Regions from separate parts of the Homo sapiens genome. Here all the other regions are linked to region 3. A link is a loop called in an ENCODE intact Hi-C map of the cell type or tissue named here. Cell type or tissue: heart right ventricle. All regions are shown on one strand. Region 1 overlaps CYP4F22 (cytochrome P450 family 4 subfamily F member 22). Region 2 overlaps CYP4F22 (cytochrome P450 family 4 subfamily F member 22). Region 3 holds the start of PGLYRP2 (peptidoglycan recognition protein 2).

Region 1 (8,000 bases), 45 kb before region 3:
CCCATGGCTGATGTTCAATAGCTAAAAATAGTAGCCAAGTGTAGTGGCTCACATCTGTAATCCCAGCACTTCAGGAGGCCAAGGCAAGCAGATCACCTGAGGTCAGGAGTTCGAGACCAGGCTGGACAACATGGTGAAAGGCCATCTCTACTAAAAATACAAAAATTAGCTGGGCTTGGTGGTGGGCGCCTGTAATCCCAGCTACTCAGGAGACTGAGACAGGAGAATCGCTTGAACCCAGGAGGCAGAGGTTGCAGTGAGCCGAGATCATGCCATTGCACTCCAGCCTGGACGACAAGAGCAAAACTCCACCTCAAAAAAAAAAAATAAAATAAAATAAGAAGATAAAATTAGCCAGGCTTGGTGGGACATGCCTGTAGTCACAGCTACTCATGAGGCTGAGGCAGGAGGACCACCTGAGCTTGGGATGTCAAGGCTGCAGTGAGCTATGATCACCCCACTGCACTCCAACCTGGGTGACAGAGCAAGACCCTGTCTCTTAAAAAATAAAAATAAAAATAGTAATGATAAACACAATAATGATCATGGTTGGCATTTATCAAGTACTTGCTATGTGAGTAATAAGATATTACTACTGTTGCTATCTTTACCACATACAGGTGCCTGCACTGTGTTGGTCACTGTGGTGGAGACTTTTCATGTACTGGCATATTTGATCAGTACAAGAACCCTATGAGACCGTTGCTATTATTTTCCTCATTTTATTTTGTTCAGCAAGGTCGAATGGTTTTTCTGAAGTTGCAAGTTAAGTAGGTGACTGTTCTGGTTGAGGCTCCCCCAGAAGGAAGTCCTGAGACAAGGGTTCTAGGGCAGGTAGTTTATTTGGGGCATGATCCCCAAAAACATGGGTCATGAGATAGGGGAAGAAGACCACCAGTAAAGGATGAGTTGTCAAGGAAATTACCACCAAGGGCAACCAGGGCTCGGTCCCACTGGGGAGCTTTGGAGGGCAGAGTAGCGCATTGCACCTCAGAGTCACTCCACCTGAGGGCAAGGGAGCTGAGGTATTTATACACCAATGCCCATCAGTCATTGGTTGAGGGTCACTCCTGGGGGCGTTAATTCCCAAGCTCACAGAAGCGACAGTGGCAGGACAGGCACTGGGACTCTAGGTATGCACCACCAAGCCTGGCTAATTTTTAATTTTTTTGTAAAAACTGGGTCTTGCTATGTTGCCCAAGCTGGTCTCAAACTCCCGGGCTCAAGCAATTCTCCTGCCTTGGCCTCCCAACGTGCTGGGATTGCAGGTGTGAGCCACTGTGCCCAGCCTTTATTTCACTTGCAGAGTGGGCTCCAGCCACCAGAGACAGCCCCTAGAATGCAGGAGCTGGCAGCTGGACGTCAGGCCACTGCATCCAAAAATGGGTTGAGAGGAATATGGGCAAGCTTTGGCATCATCTGCAAAGCTAGTACCTGAACCCAGGCCACCTAGCTACAAAACTGCACTTCCTCACCTGCTGTATGAGGCAGGAAAGCTTCAGGCTCAACGTCAGAAAAATCCAAGTTCAAACCCACCCTCAGCGGCTGTGTGACTTTGAGCAAGCCACTTAACCTCTCTGTGCTCAAATCCATAAAAGTGTGAATCCATGAAATAGGACAGATCCATCCCCACTTCACAGGCTATGAGAATTAGAGAAGAGCTCAGCTACAAAGGAGCCTAACCCAGTGCCTAGCCAGTGATAAGGCTCAGCAATTGCCAAATGATTCAACCAACAAATGACTCCTTTCCAGCTCCTGTGTCTCCTTCCCCGTCAGGCTCAGCCTTGATCATGTCCACACCCAGGGCTCAATTGCAGCCTCACCCAGCCCCCGTGGGCCCAGGAGCTGGGCAGGACAACGTCAAGGCTGGGCTTTAGAGCTGACCCTGGCCAACTCCTCCAGGCACTAGAGCCTGGCCACTCCCTCTAGGACAACCATCAAACCCAGAGAGGGCTTTCTAGAGTAAGGGCACTGGAGATGGGGCATGAAAAATGAGCAGAAGTTGATCTAGCAGAGAAGGATACCTGGACAGAGAGTACAGTTTTGGGAAAGGCCTTGGAGGTGGGAGCCTTGTTACAGGAGTGGGAAGTGATTCTATGGAGCTAGGGAGGGATGGTGGAACAAGTGAGGAGGATGGAGGTTGGAGCCAAAAGGGCCTTGAACACCAGCCTTTTTCTGAATGGCAATAGGGAGCCATGGAGGGTGTGTAAGCAGGGGCAGGGATGTGGTTGAATCCAAGAATCCCTCTGGGGCCAGGATGGGAGACGGACCGAAGGGATGAAACTGGAGGTAGGAACTCAAGGAGGGGGCTGGACCATGGACCAGCAGTAGAGGGTAAGGCCTGAGCAGGGGTAAGGGATGGAAGAAATGAAGGAGAAAAGTCCAAAAGGGAAAGTCCAGCCTATCTCATCCAGAAAGTAGAGGCATCAGAGAGTAGAACTAAAAACAGGGAGGCTGAGCACGGTGGTTCACTTGAGGTCAGGGGTTTGAGATCAGTCTGGCCAACACGGTGAAACCCTGTCCCTACTAAAAGTACAAAAATTAGCCAGGCGTGGGGGCATGCACTTGCAGGCTTGCAGTCGCAGCTACTTGGGAGGCTGAGGCAGGAGGATCCCTTGAGCCCAGGAGGTAGAGGCTGCAGTGAGCCATGATTGTACCACTGCACTCTAGCCTAGGTAGCAGAGAAAGACTGTCTCGAAAAAAAAAAAAAAAAGGAAAAGTCTAGCCTATCTCATCTAGAAACTAACTACAGAAACTAGAGGCATCAGAGGGTAGAACTGAGATCAAGGAGGCTAGAGCTTGACAGGCTGGGTTTGAACCCCAGCTCTGCCACTTACAAGCTGTGTGACCTAAGGTCAGCTACTTAACCTCTCTGTGCCTCAGTAATCTTCCACGCAAAATGGGGCTAGTCATGGGACCTACTTCCTAGAATTGTCAAGAGAACTGAATGAGTTAATATTTGCCTGGAAAAATACTTGGCACATATCTGCAAAATTAAAAAGGACTCAGCAGGCTGAGGCCAAAGGATTGCTTGAGCTTAGGAGTTCAAGATCAGCCTAGGCAACATAGCGAGACCCTGTCTCAAAAAGAAAAAAATTCAATGCAATAAAAGGGTAAGAGTCCTCACCTAGGACCACAGCATTCAAGGGAGAAGAGTGGAACCACATTGGGAATAGGATGTGTTCCCCTCTCCTCCTCCAACCCTGCCCTGGGATTCCAAACTCCAAAGGTAAAGGTACCTATTGTACAGTGATAGCTATAAAATTATAGAGAGAGTTCTTTTTTTTTTCCTTAGAGAGACAGGGTCTCCCTAGGTCACCCAGGCTAGAATGCGGTGGCACAATCATAGCTCACTGCAGCCTCAAACTCCCAGGCTCAAACAATCCTCGCGCCTCAGCCTCCCAAGTAGCTGGGATTACAGGTGTGTGCCACTGCACTCAGCTAATTTTTGTAATTTTTCTTATAGAGATGGGGTCTCACTGTGTTTCCCAGGCTGGTCTCGAACTCCTAAGCTCAAGTAATCCTCCTACCTCAGCCTCCCAAGTGGCTGAGACTACAAGTGTGCACCACCACACCCATATAATTTTTGAATTTTTTGTAGAGAGGGGGTCTCACTATGTTTCCCAAGCTGGTCTCAAACTCCTGGCCTCAAGCAATCCTCTCACCTCAGCCTCCCAAAATAATTCATCTTTAAAGTTAGTTCTGCCTCCTCCCACCTGTGTGACCTTGGGTAAACTGCTTGCCCTCTCTGAGCCTCAGCCTCATACCCCATCATATAAATCTGCTGCTAGCCCCAACCAGATTCTTGGGAGGCTGTGGGAAGCCAGCAGGCCCACCATCCCTACCTATTACCCTGCACATGCCCAGCCCAGCCCAGCCCAGTCCTGCCTGGCCACACTTACCATGCCCAGGTGGCCCAGCAGCCAGTTGCGCCGGGGAGGCTGGGGGAAGCAGCGCAGCCGGCGGCAGGTGATGTAGAAGCTCCTGCAGAGCCTCAGGAACCGCAGCAGCAGGCGGAACAGGAAGAAGAGCAGGAAGAGGAGAAGGGTGGACACCGCGTATATGCGGAACGCCGTCTTCTCCAGCCCCAGGAGGTGCAGCAGGCGGTCTGTGATGGGCAGCATCCTGGGGACACACAGGGTCAGGGGGTCGGTGCCATGCACAAGACGATGACCCATGGGGTAATGCATGGTGTGCCTAGTGCACAGAAGGTTCCCAGCACACGTGAGTTCCAGACACCAAGGATACCTCTTCATCCCCCAGCCATGATCTCCAACCAGCTGGACAGATGGATGCACTCGGGGCCCTGCTCGTATGCTCTCAGCCTTGACTTTTACAAGGCCACCCTCTTGACTTCTCTACCATAGGGCATTCTCTGCCCAGGCATAGCCGGTCAGGCTGGGAAACCAAGACACCCCTCCCAAAGGAGCAGCTCTCAACCAATGACTGAGGCTCATTGGTGGATAAATACCCCAGCTCCCTCACCCCTTGGGTGCAATGACCCTGAGATATAGGTTCCACACTCACTCTAGGCTTCCCCAATGAGATTAAACTCCAGCTGCCCACAGTGGAAACTCCCTATTGGCCACGTCCTTTCCCCCTCTTTCTTTTTCTTTTTCTTCTTTTTCAGTTGAGATGAGATTCGCATAACACAAAATTAATTATTTTAAAGGGAATAATTCAGTGGCATTGAGTACATTTACATATAATGCAACTACCACCTCCATCTAGTTTCAGGACTTCTTTCTTTCTCTCTCTCTTTCTTTCTTTCTTTCTTTCTCTCTCTCTCTCCTTCTTTCTTTCTTTCTTTTTGAAAGAAGGTCTCCTCTGTCACCCAGCTGGAGTGCAGTGGCATGATCACGGCTCACTGCAGCTTTAACCTCCCCAGCTCAAGCAATCCTCCCACCTCAGTTTCCCAAGTAGCTGGGACTACAGGTGCATGCCACCAGGCCCAGCTAATTTTTGTATTTTTTTGTAGAGACAGGATTTTGCCATGTTGCCCAGGCTGGTCTCGAACTCCTGGGCTCAAGCGATCCTCCCGCCTTGGCCTCCCAAAGTGCTGGGATTACACGCATGAGCTACCTCACCCAGCTAGTTTCAGAACATTTTCATTATGCCAAAACAAAACCCCATCCCTGTTAGTAGCCACTTCCCATTCTCCCTCCCTGGAGCCCCTGGCACCACTAATCTGCTTTCTGTCTCTATGGATTTAAGTATTCTGGATATTTCATATAAATCTATTAAATGCTATGCAGCCTTTTGTGTCTGGCTTCCTTCACTCGGCATCCTGTTTTTGAGGTTCATCCACATTGTAGCATCAATCAGAGCTTAATTCCTTGTACTGCTGAGTAATATTCCATTGTATGGATATTCCACATTTCCTTTTTTTTTTTTTTCTTTTGAGACAGGGTCTGGTTCTGTCACTCAGGCTGGAGTGCAGTGGCATGATCACGACTCGCTCCAGCCTTGACCTCCCAGCCTCATGTGATCCTCCTGTCTCAGCCTCCTGGGTAGCTGGGACTACAGGTGCATGCCACCACACCTGGCCCCACATTTTCTTTATTCATTCATCTGTGGACAGACATTTGGGCTGTTTCTACATTTTGGCTATTATGAAATATGCTACTCTGAACATGTGTGTACATGTATTTATCTGAGTACCTGTTTTCAATTCTTTTGGGTTCACTGTCTTCTTCCTTGCTGGTATTTTCTGTTATTACTTCCCAAAAAAATTACTTGCACTCAGGTCCTTGCTTTAGGGCCAGCTCCTAAGGAACCAAAACAAAGCAGTCAGGTAACCATAATGTTAATAAAACAGTGAGCAGGCAGGAAGGGCTTGTCATCTGCCGTGCACCACCATGCTCCGGGCAGTACCAGCCTCATCTCAGAGAATCTGATATGGTTTGGATCTGTGTCCCCACCCAAACCTCATGTTGAACTGGAATCCCCAGTGTTGGAGATGGGGTCTAGTGGAAGGTGATTGGATCACGGGGCTGGTTTCTCATGAATGGTTAACACCATCCCCTTGGCGCTGTCTTCCAGATAGTGAGTGAGTGAGTTCTCATGGGATCTTGTTGTGAGTTTTTTTGTTTTTTGTTTGGAGACAGAGTCTTGCTCTTGTTGCCCAGGCTGAAGTGCATTGGTGCGATCTCAGCTCACTGCAGCCTCTGCCTCCTGGGTTCAAGCGATTCTCCCACCTCAGCTTCCCAAGTAGCTGGGGTTACAGGCACCTGCCACCATATCCAGCTAATTATTTTTTGTGTATTTTAATAGAGACGGGGTTTCACCATGTTGGCCAGGCTGGTCTTGAACTCCTGACCTCAAGTGATCCGCCCACCTCAGCCTCCCAAAGTGCTGGGATTACAGGCATGAGCCACCACACCACGCCTCACTTAGGTCTTCTGCCAGCCAACGCCAAACCACATTTTCCATGCAGAAGTGAAATTTGTTGGCCGGGTGCAGTGGCTCACACCTGTAATCCCAACATTTCGGGAGGCCGAGGTGGGCAGATCACTTGAGTTCAGGAGTTCAAGACCAGCCTGGACAACATGGTGAAACCCCATCTCTACTAAAAATACAAAAATCAGCCGGGCGTGGTGGCGTGCGCCTATAATCCCAGCTACTCGGGAGGCTGAGGCAGGAGAATAGCTGGAACCTGGGAGGCGGAGGTTGAAGTGAGCTGAGATCGTGCCACTGCACTCCAGCCTGGGCGATAGAGTGAGACTCCGTCTCGAAACAAAATAAAAATAATAAAAATAAAGAAGTGAAATTTCTTTTTGAGACAGGGTCTCACTCTATCACGCAGGCTAAATAGTGACCCTAAAGAGTACTATCACGGCTCAATGCAGCCTCAACCTCCCAGGCTGAAGCAATCCTCCCACCTCAGCCTCCAGAGTAGCTGGGACTATAGGTGCACACCATCATGCCCAGCTAATTTTTTCTATTTTCTGTAGAGACAGAGTCTCATGACGTTACCCAGGCTGATCTCAAATTCCTAGGCTCAAGCAATCCTCCCACCTCTGCCTCCCAAGTGCTGAGATTTACAGGTGTGAGCCACCTCGCCCAGCTGCAGAAGTGAAATTTTTATTAGTTAACACTTCCTGGGAAAACAGCTGGGTGGGTCATCATCAGATTTGGAGATCCCAATTGGGATGGATATTATGACTTAAAATACAGACTACATGACCAGTCTTAAGATGGTTGCAACTGAAACAAAAAAACAGAAAATAAGTGTGGTTGAGGATGTGAACAAATTGGAACTGTTGTGCACTGGGGAAAACCATATGGTGTTTCCTTTTTTTTTTTTTTTTTTTCTGAGACAAAGTTTCGCTTTTGTTGCCCAGGCTGGAGTGCAGTGGCACAGTCTCAGCTCACTGCAACCTCCGCCTCCTGGGTTCAAGCAATTCTCATGCCTCAGCCTACCGAGTAGCTTGGATTATAGGCACCCGCCACCATGCTGGGCTAATTTTTGTATTTTTAGCAGAGACAGAGTTTCACCATGCTGGCCAGGCTGGTCTCGAACTCCTCACCTCAGGCCATCCACCCACCTCCACCTCCCAAAGTGCTAGGATTACAGGCGTGAGCCACCACGCCCGGCCACTGGTGGTTCCTTTTAAGATTAAACAAGCTGAGCATGGTGGTGCATGTCTGTGATCCCAGCTACTCTAGAGGCTGAGATGGGAAGATTGCTTGAGCCCAGTTGTTCGAGGCTGCAGTGAGCTATGATCGTGCGACTGCACCCCAGCCTGGGTGACATAGGGAGATCCTGTATCTTAAAAAAAATTAAAATTAAACATAGAATTACCCTATAATCCATCCATTCTACTTCTGGGGATATACCCCCAAAGAATTGAAAGCAGTGTCTCGAAGAGATATTTGCACACTCATGTTCAGAGCAGCACAAGTCATAATCACTAAAACGTGGAAGTAGGCTGGGCGGGGTGGCTCATGCCTGTACTCCCAGCACTTTGGGAGGCTGAGGGGGCAGCTCACCTGAGGTC
Region 2 (8,000 bases), 65 kb before region 3:
TGGCTCCCTGGGGCGCAGGGGAGGGGAGGACCTGAGGGCAGGGAGGAGTGGGGCAGGCACTCACCTTGGAGTCAGGCCACACTGTGGGGTTGTGGTGGGTTCCATAGATGCTGACCAAGCAGATGATTCCTGTGGGGAAAGATGGGATCAGTGGGGCCAAGGGGAGCCAGGGCCTCCTCCAGAAACATCCCCCAACTTGGGTCTCCCTAGAGCCATGATGTTCCCATGAGCCATCTGCCACCACCTTCTGTCCATCCTTCTCTAAAAAATTCTGCTGCCCCATCCACTCTTCCCACCTTTCCCTAAGAGGAACCTATCATCTTCTTTCTGGCTGCCAAGCTGGCCACATAGGGATCTTTCTTACTCGCAGATCTGACATTGCTCCTCTTCAGCTCAAACACCTACCTTGGCTCCCTGCTGCCCCCAGGATTGAGTTCAAGCGCCATCACCTGGCACTCAAGGCCTTTCAAAATCTGCATCCTGAGGCTCTACTCCATAAACATGCTCACTCTTTCACTTCCACACTCCAAGCCTCACCTCCCACATTCCCTCCTCCAGGCAGCCCTCCCTGCATTCCTCTCCATATTGGAGCTACTCCAGCCCCTGTCTCTCCCTTTAGCCCATTCCTGATTCCATACGCCTGGGAATGTCTGCACCCTGCTGTATCTCCCCCAGAAAGGGCAATACTCAAAACCTGAGCCAGGGTCCCCTGTATCAACCAAGGCAGGGCTTGGTCTCCAGGGAGTAACTGGCAACTGAATGAAACTGACCCTCCCCAACTGCACCCTCACAGGCCCATCCCTGCGACACTGCCTCCTTCCTTTCCACCTGGACTCACCCGGCTCTATCTCCCTGCACACACAACTGGGTTTTCTCCAACACCCCAGAAGCAACAGGCACACAGAGAGCTATCCCATCTGCAGGGATAGTGCACCTGGGGCAGGCATAGCCAGGCCCCTGTGGACAATAGAGCAGCTACATCATTGGAGGCAGTGCACCAGCAGCAGGCGGAACATGGTAGGCACCTTTGGGGATGATGCGCCCATCTGGGAGCTTGATGTCCTCCGTGCATTGGCGAGAGACAAGAGTGACAGGTGGGTACTGGCGCAGGCTCTCCTTAATGCACATAGTTGTAAAGGGCAGCTGAGTCAGATCGTCCCTGGGGAGAATGGAGATATAACTAGAGGCCGAGCCACCATGGCACCACCTCCCCAAAACACACACACACACACACACACACACACACACACACACACACACACACTCTCTCCCTCTCTCTCTCTCTCTCTCTCTCTCTCAGGGGCAGCTGGGCAAGAAACCAGTCCAGGATTTTAGACTTGCCCCAATTTCTGCCATTTGCAGTTGTCTCATGCACAGGTGGGAAGTACTAATATTTAGTGGTTTTTTTGTTTTTTCTTTTCCTTTTTCTTTCTTTTTTTTTTTTAAGACCGAGTTTCGCTCTTGTTGCCCAGGCTAGAACATAGTGGCGCATCTCGGGTCACTGCAACCTCAGCCTTGCAGGTTCAAGCAATTTTCTTGCCTCAGCCTCCCAAGTAGCTGGGATTACAGGCATGCGCACCCACACCCGGCTAATTTTTGTATTTTTAGTAGAGACAGGGTTTCTCCATGTTGGCCAGGCTGGTCTCAAACGCCTGACCTCAGGCAATCCACCCACCTCGGCCTCCCAAAGTGCTGGGATTACAAACGTGAGCCACAGTGCCCGGCCAGTACTAATACTTAGGATGCAAAGTATCTGAGCACCAACCGCTCAGAACAGCACTAGCACTGGGCCCTCTGCTGGGCCCAGCATTAAGCCTTTAATTGATGAATTATGTGGAGGTCCAGGGGCACCTAGGCGAGGTGCCAGGACAGCCAAGGGGACTCACGGCAACAGCAATATGCCAGTTTATATGGTCCATTTCTGTACTTAAAAAACTGCTGCAGGACAGGTGTGGTGGCTCTCGCCTGTAATCCCAGCACTTGCAGAGGCTGAGATGGGCGATCGTCTGAGGTCAGGAGTTCAAGATCAGTCTGGCCAACATAGCAAAACCCCATCTTTACTAAAAAACACAAAAATTAGCTGGGTGTGGTGGCGTGCACCTGTAGTCTCAGCTACTTGGGAGGCCGAGGCAAGAGAATTGCTTGAACCCGGAAGGCGGAGGTTGCAGTGAGATGAGATTGCACCACTACACTCTAGCCTGGGTGACAGAGTGAGACTCTTGTCTTAAAAAAAAAAAAAAAAAAAAAACTGGTGCAGGCCAGGCATGGTGGCTCATACCTGTAATCCCAGCACTTTGGGAGGCCGAAGCAAGTGGATAACTTGAGCCCAGGAGTTCGTGACCAGCCTGGGCAACAAAGAGAGACCCCATCTCTACCAAAAGTTAAAAAATTAGCTGGGCATGATGGCACACACCTGTGGTCCCAGCTACTCAGGAGGCTGTAGTGAGCTATGATCATGCCACTGTACTCCAGCCTGGGCCACAGTGTGAGAGCCTATCTCAAAAAAAGAAAGAAAGAAAAAAAGAAAAAAGAAAGAAAAGAAAAGTGCATTATCTCCTTATAATATCATTTACTTAATATTTTTTCCCTTGGACTTTAGGGCCCAAAATTGGGCTAATGATAACTCTTGGTTCATGTTCTAGATTAGATTAGTTTCTTTAAATTAGCAGGTTCTCTTTCTTTTTTGATGGCGTCTTGCTGTTTCATCCAGGCAGGAGTGCAGTGGCACAATCTCAGCTCACTGCAACCTCTGCTTCCCAGGTTCAAGCAATTCTCACGCCTCAGCTTCTCAAGCAGCTGGGATTACAGGCACACACCAATACGCCCAGCTAATTTTTGTATTTTTAGTAGAGACAGGGTTTCACCATGTTGCCCAGGTTGGTCTTGAATTTCTGGCCTCAAGTGATCCACCCGCCTTAGCCTCCCAAAGTGCTGGGATTACAGGCATGAGCCACTGCACCTGGCCCAGGTTCTCTTTCAAAGAAACTTTATGGCTGGGCACAGTGGCTCACACCTATAATCCCAGCACTTTGGGAGGCCAAAGTAAGAGGACTGCTTGCACTCAGGGATTTGAGAGCAGCCTGGGCAACACAGCAAGTCCCCATCTCTTAAAAAAATGTTAAAAATTAGCCAGTTGTGGTGGCACACTCCTATAGTCCCACCTACTCAGGAGGCTGAGGCAGGAAGATTGCCTGAGCCCAGGAGTTTGAGGCTGCAGTGAGCTATGATTATGCCACTGCACTCCAGCCTGTGTCTTAAAAAAAAATAAACTTCATGTTGCTATAAAGGGCAAACAGCATCCCTGGCATAAAGGTATTCATCCATACAAACACCACTGTGAAAGCAGTAGTGTGTTATTAAATTGTGTCTACACACCAACTCCCACCCAACTCTCTCAACCTGAGACATCTTCTCCACTTGTTTAAAAGGAAGATTAGCAAAGTGTTCAGGACACAGTAGCACCCCACTGAGCATGTCCCCCTGAGGCCATAAGGCAAAAGGTTGAAATAGAACCGAAAGGAACCTCCTCACTGTGTGAGTTGATGCTATTTAATGTTGCGGCTGTGTTTTTCTTCTTTTCTTTTCTTTTCTTTTCTTTTTTTTTTTTTTTTTTTTTTTGAGACAGGGTCTCACTCTGTCACCCAGGCTGGAGTGCAGTGGCGTAATCTTGACTCACCACAGCCTCCACCTCCTGGGTTCAAGCAGTCCTCCCACCTCAGCCTCCCAAGTAGCTGGGACTATAGGCATGCGCCACCCCACCCAGCTAATTTTTGTATTTTTTTGTAGAGACAGGGTTTCGTCATGTTGCCCAGGCTGGTCTCAAACACCTCAGCTCAAGCAATCCACCCCCCTCGGCCTCCCAAAGTGCTGGAATTACAGGCATGAGCCACCACGCCCAGCCTAATGCTGTGTTTTCTTTTCATCACCCAGAATCAGCTCTACATAGCATGAATCTGGTAGAGACTGGGTATGTGTTCTGATTCTCCACTTCCTCCCTGAATTAGAATTATATACCTGTACCCTTTGTCATATGATTCTTCAGTGCCTTCTGCTCAGGTGAGTGGAGTATATGTCCTGCCCCATTCATGCTGGGCTTGGTCACGTGACTTGTTTTAGCCAATGCAATCTTCTAGTGCAAGCACAGCTTTTGTTTTTTTTTTTTATTTTATTTATTTACTTATTTTATCTTTTTTTGTGGGGGGGTGGGGACAGAGTTTCACTCTTGTAGCCCAGGCTGGAGTGCAGTGGTGCAATCTCAGCTCACTGCAAACTCCACCTCCCAGGTTCAAGTGATTCTCCTGTCTCAGCCTCCCGAGTAGGGGGGATTACAGGCACCCATGACCGTACCTGGCTAATTTTTGTATTTTTAGTAGAGATGGGGTTTCACCATGTTGGCCAGGTTGATCTCGAACTCCTGATCTCAGGTGATCCACCCACCTCGGCCTCCCAAAATGCTGGGATTACAGGCGTGAGCCACCCCACCCGGCCCAAGCAAAGCTTTTAAATTTCATGGCTTTTTGTGCTTCTGGAATCTGCCTTGAGAAGAATACGACCCAGGGTAGCCTCTGGTCCAAAGAGAACAGAAAGGGAGTATATGAAGCAGATCTGAACCCAGCTCTTAGTTTTGAAGCAACTCCACTCCACTCAGCCAAGTCCAACAGCAATTAGAGTAATGAGCAGACAAGAGCAAGAAATGTGTGCATACAAAAGCAAGAAACAAATGCTTGCTGTAAACCACTAAGTTTGGGAGCTGTTCATTATGCAGCATCATTGCAATAATTGCTGACTAGGACACTTTGAGAACTTCTGCATTATGAGGTGGGCATAGGCACTATAACCACCCCCATTTTGTAGCTGAAGAAATTGCAATTCAGGAAGCTAAAGTGGCTTGTCTGAGGTCACACAATCAGTAAGTGGGAGAGCAGAGGCTTACACCCAAGGCTCTGGCCTCAACCTGCCCCCTCCATTCCCCTGACCCCACACTCACCACTCCAGCTCCTCCAGCTCCCGGCCTTTCATGACTTCCTGAATCTCTTCTCGGCATTTCTCCTGGTATTCCGGATACTTTGCCAAATTGAACAGCATCCAAGAGATCCCACTGGATGTTGTGTCGTGACCTGCAGGGAGATGAGGGTATCTGAATGGAGGCTGCCTGAAGAAAGCAGAGATGCTGTCTACAGACAATGATGTCCCTTCCTGCCCTCCTCCAGCCTCACCCCACATCCTCACCCTCAAACATGAAGGTGTCTGCTTCGGCTCGGATATCCTCGTCTGACAGTTCCTTTCCATCTTCATCCTGGAATGGGCAGTAGAGGGTGCTCAGCCCACTTCATCCCACCCTCCGCATCCTAGGGGCTCCTCAAAACTCAGATATCTCCCCGCCCCCATCTTTTTTTTTTTTTTTTTTTCTGAGATGGAGTCTCGCTCTATCACCCAGGCTGGAGTGCGGTGGCACAATCTCGGCTAACTGCAGCCTCCGACTGTCAGGTTCAAGTGATTCTCGTGCCTCAGCCTCCTGAATAGCTGGGATTACAGGCACATGCCACCACTCCAAGCTAATTTTTGTATTTTTAGTAGAGATGCAATTTTGCCATATTGGCCAGGCCGGTCTCGAACTCGTGGCCTCAAGTGATCTACCTGCCTCATCCTCCCAAAGTGCTGGGATTACAGACATGAGCTACCACGCCTGGCTCCCCTCTCTCTCTTAAGCCAAGCTGTGGGGGGAACTAGTCCAGGAAGATGGAAGTATGCAACTTGTCTAATAAAGATGGAAAGTGCCCAGCATGGTGGCTCACACCTATAATCCCAACACTTTGGGCAGCTAAGGTGGGAGGATCACTTGAGCCTAGGCGTTCAAGACCAGCCTGGGCAACATGGTAAGACCCCATTTCTACAAAAAAAAAATCAGCCAGGTGTGGTGATGCATGCCTGTAGTCCCAGCTACTGGTGAAGCTGAGGCAGGAGGATTAAGCCCAGGAGATCAAGGCTGCAGTGAACCATGACCGCATCACTGCACCCCAGCCTGTGTGACAGAGCAAGACCCTGAGTGAGAGATGCTGGTGAGGCTGTGGAGAAATAGGAACGCTTTTACAAGGTTGATGGGAACGTAAATTAGTTCAACCATTGTGGAAGACAATGTGGCAATTCCTCAAAGACCTAGAACCAGAAATACCACTTGACCCAGCAATCCCATTACCGGGTATACAACCAAAGGAATATAAATTATTCTATTATAAAGATACACGCACACATATGTTCATTGCAGCACTATTGACAATAACAAAGACATGGAATCAACCCAAATGCCCATCAATGAAAGACTGGATAAAGAAAATGTGGTACATATATACCATGCAATATTATGCAGCCATAAAAAGGAACAAGATTATGTCCTTTGCAGGGACCTGAATGGAGCTGGAAGCCATCATCCTTAGCAACCTAAGGCAGGAACAGAAAACCAAACACCACATGTTCCCACTTATAAGTGGGAGCTGAACAATGAAAACACACGGACACAGGGGGGAAACAACACACACTTGGGGGGCCTATCAGGGTGGCAGGAGGAGGGAGAATATCAGGATAAATAGCAAATGCATGCAGGGCTTAATACCTAGGTGATGAGTTGATAGGTGCAGTAAACCACCATGGCACATGTTTACCTACGTAACAAACCTGCACGCCCTACACACGTATCCTTGAACTTTCCATTTAATTTAAAAAAAAATTTTTTGAGATGGAGTTTCTCTCTTGTTGCCAGATTGGAGTGCAGTGGCGCAATCTTGGCTCACTACAACCTCTGCCTCCAGGGTTCAAGCGATTCTCCTGCCTCAGCCTCCAGAGGAGCTGGGATTACAGATGCATGCCACCACGCCCGGCTAATATTTTTTTTTTATTTTTAGTAGAGACGGTGTTTCAATATGTTGGCCAGGCTCGTCTTGAACTCCTGACCTCAGGTGATCCTCCCACCTCAGCTTCCCAAAGTGCTGGGATTACAGGGGTGAGCCACTGCGCCCGGCTTATCCTGGAACTTTAAATTACATTTTTAAAAAACAAGAAAAAAGAAAAGAAAGATGTAAAGAGGGACAGAAAGTCAACAGTGAGGAGAAGAAGGAAGTTCATATTTCTTGAGCAGCCTCCAACACCAAGCATCCCACTGGATGCCTGACAACCTTGTGATCAGGTTTTATGATCACCATGGTATAAATGGAGAAACTGAGGCTTGGGAAGAAGAGTCAATGACTAAGGTCAAACATCCACTAAGCGACAGAGCCAGGACTGGAATCCAGGACTATTTGAATCCAGAACCCAAAAGGTCCACAGACACACCAATGAGTGACCATAGAAGTGTCTCATCTCTTCAAGGTCATGTATTTCTTTTTTTTCTTTTTTTTTTTTTTTTTTGAGACGGAGTTTCACTTGAGTGCAATGGCATGATCTCAGCTCACCGCAACCTCCGCCTCCCAGGTTCAAGTGATTCTTTTGCCTCAACCTCCCGAGTAGCTGGGATTACAGGTGTGTGCCACCACGCCCGGCTAATTTTGTATTTTTAGTAGAGATGGGGTTTCTCCATGTTGGTCAGGCTGGTCTCGAATTCCTGACCTCAAGTGATCCACCTGCCTTGGCCTCCCAGAGTGCTGGGATTACAGGTATGAGCCACCACGCCCAGCCCAAGGTCATGTATTTCATTTTTGCAATTGTGATGAGCTGAATGGTTCCCTGCCCACCCCCCCTCCGCTAGAATTCATAAGTCCTAACTTCCAGTACCTCAGGCTATGACCGTGTTTGGAGAGAGGTCTTTGCAGAAGTAATCAAGACAAAATGAACTCATTAGGGCAGGGCCCTAATCCTTATACAAAGAGACGAAGACAGAGACAGGCACAGAGGGAAGATGATCCGCAGACATAGGGAGAAGACAGCCTTCTGCAAGCCAGGGAGCAAGGCCTGGAACAGATTCATCCTTCATGGGCCTTAGAAGAAACCAGCCCTGCAGATACCTTGAT
Region 3 (8,000 bases):
TGAGCCACCGCACCCGGCCAAGGGGCCTTGATTTATCTGACAAGTGGGCCTCCTGAGGTTGAAGGAAACCTGGGGTAGAGGTGATTCATTGTGGGATTTCCAGCCTTCTTTCTGCCTCCCAGGCCCAGCCCAGCCCTGATGCATTGGTGTGTGAGTGCCTGAATGTGGGTGTACATGTGTGTGTTTCAGATCCTGACCCCAAACTGGCCCCACATCATTCATCAGGCTTTTTGTGCATTTAGCAATCCCTCCCTGACACTCACTTGGTCTTGAGTCTGTGCTGGGCACTTCTGGACAGCCCCAAAAACTCAGCATCTCCTAGATTTGGGGAGACAAAACTGGACAAAGAACCTTCCAGCACTGTAAGCACAGCCTAGGTTGAAGGGAAGAACAGCAGGTCAGGGAGCTGGGAGGAGTAAGGGGAGCAAGGGGTAACCACAGAGGCTCCCTGGAGGAAGGGTCCTGCCCCAGAAGGTCACAAATCCTACATAGACCCTAAGGAAAGAGCCTGCCATCCATGACATGCCCCTGGCTTAAAACAAGGCAGTCTCTGCCCCAACTCCAAGCTTTAAAGGGAAATCAGGTGGGGTGCAGTGGCTCACGCCTGTCATCCCAACACTTTGGGAGGCCAAGGCAGGTGGATTACCTGGGGTCATGAGTTCAAGACCAGTTTAGCCAATGTGGTAAAACTCCATCTCCACTAAAAATAGAAAACTTAGCTAGCCTTGGTGGTGCATGCCTGTAGTCCCAGCTACTCTGGAGGCTGAGGCGAGGGAATCACCTGAACCTGGGAAAAAAGAAGAGTTACTAAGAAAATCGTATGGAAGAGGAAGTATGTTTACTATTCATTAAGTAGAAGTGTGTCATCATAAAGGTCTTCATCTTCATCGTCTTCATGTTGAATAGGCTGAGGGGGAGGAAGGGAAGGGGTTGGTCTTGCTGTCTGAGGGGTGGCAGAGGTGGAAGAGGTGGAGGAGGTGGAAGGGGAGAGAGGAGAGGCAGACACACTCCATGTAACTTATTGGAAAAAATCCACGAGCCAGGTGCAGTGGCTCATGCCTGTAATCCCAGCACTTTGGGAGGCTGAGGTGGATGGATCACCTGAGGTCAGGAGTTCGAGATCAGCCTGCCCAACATGGTGAAACCCCATCTCTACTAAAAATACAAAAATTATCCGGGCATAGTGGCAGGTACCTGTAATCCCAGCTACTCAGGAGGCTGAGGCAGGAGAATCGCTTGAACCCAGGAGATGGAAGCTGCAGTGAGCTGAGATTACGCCACTGTACTCCAGCCTGGGGGACAGAATGAGACTCTGCCAGAAAGAAAGAGAAAAAGAGAAAGAAAGAGAAGAAAGAGAAAGAAAGAAAGAAAGAAAGAAAGAAAGAAAGAAAGAAAGAAAGAAAGAAAGAAAGAAGGAAGGAAGGAAGGAAGGAAGGAAGGAAGGAAGGAAGGAAGGAAGGAAGAAAGAAAGAAAGAAAGAAAGAAAGGAAGAAAGAAAGAAAGAAAAAAGAAAGAAAGGAGGGAGGGAGGAAGGGGGGAGGGAGGGAAGGAAGGAAGGAAGGAGAAGGGAAGAAAGGAGAAGGAAGAGAAGGAAGAAAATATGGAAGAGGAAGTATATTTACTATTCATTAAGTAGAGAATCATCATAAAGGTCTTCATCCTCACCGTCTTCATGTTGAGTAGGCTGAGGAGGAGGAAGAGGAGGGGTCTTGCTGTCTCAGGGGTGGCAGAGGTGGAAGAGGAGGAAGGGGAGAGGAGAGGCAGGCACAGTCCATGTAATTTTTATTGAAACAAATCCAGATATAAGTTGACCCTCACAGGTCAAACCCATGTTGTTCAAGGGTCAACTGTACTCCGTATGACACTCTAGTGGTGGACATATGTCATTATACATTTGTCCAAACCCATAGAATGTACACCACCAAGAGCAAACCCTAATGGAAATGATGAACTTTGGGTGATAATGATGTGTCAGTGAAGGTTCATCGATTGTAACAGATATACCATTCTGGTGCTGGATAGTGATAATACGAGAGTCTGTGCATGTGTCAAGGCAGGGAGTAGAACTCTCTGTAACTTCTGCTCAATTTTGTCACGAACCTAAAACTGCTCTAGGCCAGGCATGGTGGCTCACGCCTGTAATCCCAGCACTTTGGGAAGCTAAGGCAGGAGGATCCCTTGAGTCCAGGAGATGAGACCAGCCTGGCCAACATAGCGAGACCCTCATCTCTATAAAAAATTAAAAATAGAGGCCGATGCGGGTGGATCACCTGAGGTCAGGAGTTCAAGACCAGCCTGGCCAACATGGTGAAACTACATCTGTACTAAAAGTACAAAAATCAGCCGGGAGTGGTGACGGGGACCTGTAATCCCAGCTACTCGGGAGGCTGAGGCAGGAGAATAGCTTGAACCTGGGAGGCAGAGGCTGCAGTGAGCCAAGATTGTGCCACTACACTGCAGCCTAGGCAACAGAGCGAGACTCTGTCTCAAAAAAAAAAAAAAAAAAAAAAAAAGCCTGTAATCCCAGCACTTTGAGAGGCCAAGACAGGTGGATCACCCGAGGTTGGGAGTTTGAGACCAGCCTGGCCAACATGCTGAAATCCCGTCTCTACTAAAAATACAAAAATTAACTGGAAGTGGTGGACGGGCACCTGTAATCTCAGCTCCTTGGGAGGCTGAGGCAGGAGAATCACTTGAACCTGGGAAGCAGGGCTGCAGTAAGCCAAGATTGCACCACTACACTCCAGCCTGGGTGACAGAGGGAGACCCTGCCTCAAAAAATAATAATAATAAAATAAAAAATAAAGCTGGGTGCAGTGGCTCACGCCTGTAATCCTAGCATTTCGGGAGGCCGAGGCAGGAGGATTGCTTGAGGCCAAGAGTTTAAGACCAACCTGGCCAGCATATCAAGACTCCATCTTTAAAAATAATAATAATAATAAAACTGTTCTAAAAAAGTCTTAAAATTATTTATCGGCCGGGCATGGTGGCTCACGCTTGTAATCCCAGCAATTTGGTAGGCCAAGTTGGGTGGATCACCTGAGTCAGGGGTTCAAGACCAGCCTGGCCTACGTGGCAAAACCCCGTCTCTACTAAAAATACAAAAATTAGCCAGGCATGGTGGCGCATGCCTGTAACCTGAGCTACTTGGTAGGCTGAGGCAGGGAGGCAGGAGAATTGCTTGAATCTGGGAGGTGGAGGTTGTAGTGAGCTGAGATCGTGCCATTGCACTCCAGCCTGGGTGACAGAGCGAGACTCCGTCTCAAAAAAAAAAAAAGTTATTGATGACTTAGATTTTCAACACTGCCTTAAATTTTGCGGCAAAGAGGATGCCTCAACCTAGTCCCTGCCTCAGCCCACAACCTTCATATGGTTCTACCAGGCAAAGCTCCTATCCCCAAATCCTGGGAAACGAGCTTGGAGGAGGACATTGTCTCTTACTCCCATGGGAAGTGTCCCCCATTCACTCTATCACTTAGCACCCTACATCCTGAGCTTCCACTATGTGCCCAGCTTTTTTCTGGGAGGTCCCCAGAAAGAGGACACCTGAGGAGGCCCCAGGGGTGGCCCCCAGGGGAATCCCAGGCCTGGCTCAGGCTGGACATTCCCAGGCCTGCCCTGGCTGAGTCTCCAGCTGGTGGGTCTCCTGGAAACTCCCCGGGCTGGTTTTGAGGTGGGAGCCCCACAGGGAAGCAATTTACATACACAACAGCCCAGTCATGTCAACCTGCCCCATCTGATGCCAGAATAAAGGGGAGATGGGTCCATTCTGCAGGTCTCAGTCATGGGCACCCGGAGAAGAGGAAGGACATTTCACTGTCAGCCCAGGTGAGTCCAGAAGCCAGCTCCTGGAACAATGCCAGGGTCCTGAACACTCAAGCTCAACCCCTGCTCTCAGCTACTGCTGGTGGCTTGAAATCAAGGGCTGGAACTGGATGAGAGGTGACAGCCCCTGGTCCCCATGGGCTCAGAGCAGGCCTCAGCAAACACTGTCCTCGGCCCCTGCACCCATGCTCTGCCTGAGCCTGAAGTGTTGGTTGCAAAAAAAAGCAGGAGGCAGTGCCAACTTCAGGCCTCAGCAAACACTGTCCTCAGCCCCCGCACCGATGCTGTGCCTGAGCCTGAAGTGTTGGTTGCAAAAAAAAGCAGAAGGCAGTGCCAACTTCAGGCCTCTGCTTCTCTCCTCTCCCTCAACACAGCCGGTCTTACCAGTACAGCAGGCGGCAGCTGAGAGTCCCCTCTGGTGGCCAGCAGCGGCTACAGAGCCGTCACTATGGGGAGGGACAGGACTTGAGGGGTTGCCTCGGTCCACCTCACTGGAGAATGGGCAGAGTTTATGGAGTCTGAACCACCTGGTCTCCAGGCCCCTCTGGGGATGGGCCTGGCTTACTGACCACTGACCTCAGCCTAGGAGGGACAGAAGAGACTGGGGGAGACCAGGATGCCCAGATGACCTTGACCCAGGGTACGCTGCCCCATGTCCCTGCTGCCTCCCGCCCACAGCTCTACGAGAGGCAGGTCTGTCATTCGCCGCTGGACTTTGACAGTGGTCAAAGGCTCTGCTCAGTTCTCTGTGCCTGTCTCCCTCCAGCACTGCCGAGGTTCTCTGCCGAGGCCAACCAGAAATACCCCTTGGAAGCTGGAATCCTGCAACAATGGCCCAGGGTGTCCTCTGGATCCTACTCGGATTGCTACTGTGGTCAGACCCAGGGACAGGTGAGTCAGGGGGCAGAGTCCTGGGACCAAACCTCTTGGCTCTGCAGAAGGCGTACTGCTGTCCCATCTATGTCTTGCCCTGCATGGAGTGAGGCTGGAGACTCAAGCTCTCAAAGAAGCTCCAGCATGGGGACATAGATATTCCCAGCTCCACAGAGTCAAGGCAAGGATAAGGGAAGGAATCTGGGGCCTGGAGAGCAAAAGTAGGGAAGGCTTCTTGGAGGAGGAGACATAAGAGCTAGGCTAGGAAGAAAGAGAAATGATTTGGGGGAGAAGCCAGAAAGGGCATTTTTTGCAGAGAAGAGCAAAGCTACACAGGTTAGGTGGTGGACTGGAGAAGAACCTAGATTCTAGACCAGGAGAGTGTGTCGAGTAAGACTTCCTGGATTCAAATTCTACTACTGGCCAGGCCTGTAATCCCAGCACTTTGGGAGATCAAGGCGGGCAGATCACTTGAGATCAGGAGATCGAGACCAGCCTGGCCAACATGGTGAAACCCCATCTCTACTAAAAATACCAAAAATTAGCCAGGCGTGGTGGCAGGCACCTGTAATCCCAGCTACCCAGGAGGCTGAGGCCAGAAAATTGCTTGAACTCAGGAGGTTGCAGTGAGCTGAGCACTACTGCACTCCAGCCTGGATGATAGAGCAAGACTCCGTCTCAAAAAAAAAAAAAAAAAACAAAGGCAAATCCTGCCTCTGCCACTTCCTTCCTGTGTGACCTTAGGCAGGTAACTTAACCTCTCTGTGCTTCAGATGCCTCATCTGTAAAGGGACACCATCTTAGTCCCTTTGTGCTTCTATATAGGCCAGGGTACCTGAAACTGAGTAAATTTGTAAAGAAGAGAAATTTACTTTCTTGCAGTTCTGCAGGCTAGGAAGTCCCAAATGCCAGTGCTTTGATCTTGGACTTCCCAGCCTCTAGAACTATGAGAAATAAATGTCTGTTCTTTTTTTTTGTTTTTTAGACAGAGTCTGACTCTGTCGCCCAGGCTGGAGTGCAGCAGCATGATCTCAGCTCACTGCAACCTCCACCTCCCGGGTTCAACAGATCCTCCTGCCTCAGCCCCCCAAGTAGCTGGGATTACAGGTGCCCGCCACCGCACCCGGCTAACTTTTGTATTTTTAGTAGAAACGGGGTTTCACCATGTTGGCCAGGCTGGTCTCAAACTCCTGACCTCAAGTGATCCGCCTGCCTCGGCCTCCCAAAGTGCTGGGATTACAGGCATGTGCCAGCACACCTGGCCAAATTTCTGTTTTTCATAAATTACCCAACCTCAGAGATCTGTTATAGCAGCACCAATGTACTAAGACAGGGGCTAAAAGGACCTACCTCACAAGAGTTGTGAAGACTAACTGCGTTAAATTATTAATATATAAGTCACCTAGACTAGTAGCTAGCACATAGTAAATGTTTACTGAAAGTTAGCTATTATTTGATAACCCATCTCTGAACCAGCTCTGAGCCTAACTTAGCATTTCTAGGTTTGCAGTTCAGCCACTGACATTTCCCCAACATGGCACAAGCCCATCCTGCTCTTCCCCCTGCCTCCCAGGCTATTTTATTTTATTTTATTTTATTTTAATTTAATTTTATTTTATTTATTTTATTTTATGATGGAGTCTCACTCTGTCACCCAGGCTGGAATGCAGTGGGGGGTTCTTGGCTCACTGCAACCTCCACCTCCTGGGTTCAAGCAGTTCTCCTGCCTCAGCCTCCTGAGTAGCTGGGGTTACAGGTGTGTGCCACCATGCCCAGCTAATTTTTGTATTTTTAGTAGTGACGGAGTCTCGCCATGTTGATCCGGCTGGTCCTGAGCTCCCGACCTCAGGTGATCCACCCGCCTCTGCCTCCTAAAGTGCTGGGATTACAGGCGTGAGCCACTGCGTCTGGCATTTTTTTTTTTTTTTTTTTTTTTGAGACAAAGTCTCACTCTGTCACCCAGGCTGGAGTGCAGTGGCGCAATCTCGGCTCACTGCAACCTCCACCTCCCATGTTCAAGTGATTCTCCCGTCTCAGCCTCCCAAGTAGCTGGGATTACAGGCACACACCACCATGCCTGGCTAATTTTTGTATTTTTATTAGAGATGGGGTTTCACGGTGTTGGCCAGGCTGGCCTTGAACTCCTGATCTCAGGTGATCCACTCACCTCGGCCTCCGAAAGTGCTGGGATTACAGGCCTAAGCCACCACAGCCAGTCCCAGGCATCTTTCAAAATACCTTTCCCTCTAACATCCCCAATTTTTAACTTCAATTCATCACAAAAGACCATCCATCTCTCCCTCTCACGATCTGGGGACTCTTCCACTTTTGTCCACTGCAATGTCACTACCTACCTTCTGCCACCTTCATCTCTCACCTCCACACTGTCTCCCCTTTTCTATCCTGGCACCCCAAAAATCCATTTCCTTATGGCAGCCAAACAAATCTAAGCCTAAGAAAGGAGTCTTAGAATGCCAGGTTCGTCACACCTCTGTCCTGCTCATAAATCTGCCATGGCTCCCCAGTACTCACAGACAGTCTGAGCTCCTTAACCAACAGGCAATAGTCTGTGTACCTCACTTTCCTCATCTACACAAGGATAGTGTTGGGGGTCATGGGGTTATCAGATGGAGGGCTGGGAGCATTGGGTAGATGTGGAATCAATACAAGGAGGCTCAGGAATGGGTGGGGCTGGGCTAACACATTCTTTCCTCCTGCAGCCTCCCTGCCCCTGCTCATGGACTCTGTCATCCAGGCCCTGGCTGAGCTGGAGCAGAAAGTGCCAGCTGCCAAGACCAGACACACAGCTTCTGCGTGGCTGATGTCAGCTCCAAACTCTGGCCCCCACAATCGCCTCTACCACTTCCTGCTGGGGGCATGGAGCCTCAATGCTACAGAGTTGGATCCCTGCCCACTAAGCCCAGAGCTGTTAGGCCTGACCAAGGAGGTGGCCCGACATGACGTACGAGAAGGGAAGGAATATGGGGTGGTGCTGGCACCTGATGGCTCGACCGTGGCTGTGGAGCCTCTGCTGGCGGGGCTGGAGGCAGGGCTGCAAGGGCGCAGGGTCATAAATTTGCCCTTGGACAGCATGGCTGCCCCTTGGGAGACTGGAGATACCTTTCCAGATGTTGTGGCCATTGCTCCAGATGTAAGAGCCACCTCCTCCCCAGGACTCAGGGATGGCTCTCCAGATGTCACCACTGCAGATATTGGAGCCAACACTCCAGATGCTACAAAAGGCTGTCCAGATGTCCAAGCTTCCTTGCCAGATGCCAAAGCCAAGTCCCCACCGACCATGG

What was found. Hi-C counts contacts between places; a loop is a spot of excess contacts. Peaks named below come from ENCODE experiments on the same cell type or tissue, not always from the same donor. Only the 100,000 strongest peaks of a DNase experiment are listed, where the experiment ranks them.
Region 1: a loop joins it to region 3, with 2.0 times the contacts of the local background. A loop is called at or near these places in 9 of 110 quality-filtered maps.
Region 2: it touches region 3 in a loop (2.2-fold over the local background); 37 of 110 quality-filtered maps call a loop at or near these places.

What each region holds. Positions count from the first base shown.
Region 1 is chr19:15,521,461-15,529,460 of GRCh38, reverse strand. CYP4F22 (cytochrome P450 family 4 subfamily F member 22) reads right to left here. Exons shown (of 14, transcript NM_173483.4): 2 at 5,662-5,768; 3 at 3,903-4,125. The coding sequence starts at 4,124. Among named protein-coding and RNA genes, the nearest start is that of CYP4F22, 17 kb to the right of the region's middle. In heart right ventricle, no CTCF peak of the experiment used is centred here; no DNase peak of the experiment used is centred here; H3K27me3 peaks cover 5,380 bases.
Region 2 is chr19:15,541,267-15,549,266 of GRCh38, reverse strand. CYP4F22 (cytochrome P450 family 4 subfamily F member 22) reads right to left here. Exons shown (of 14, transcript NM_173483.4): 9 at 5,230-5,296; 10 at 4,988-5,117; 11 at 1,026-1,159; 12 at 65-129. Among named protein-coding and RNA genes, the nearest start is that of CYP4F22, 37 kb to the right of the region's middle. In heart right ventricle, no CTCF peak of the experiment used is centred here; no DNase peak of the experiment used is centred here; H3K27me3 peaks cover 1,544 bases.
Region 3 is chr19:15,476,027-15,484,026 of GRCh38, reverse strand. It overlaps PGLYRP2 (peptidoglycan recognition protein 2), which reads left to right and starts at 4,526. Exons shown (of 5, transcript NM_052890.4): 1 at 4,526-4,716; 2 at 7,419-8,000. The coding sequence starts at 4,656. In heart right ventricle, a CTCF peak has its summit at 4,258 (motif pointing left); no DNase peak of the experiment used is centred here.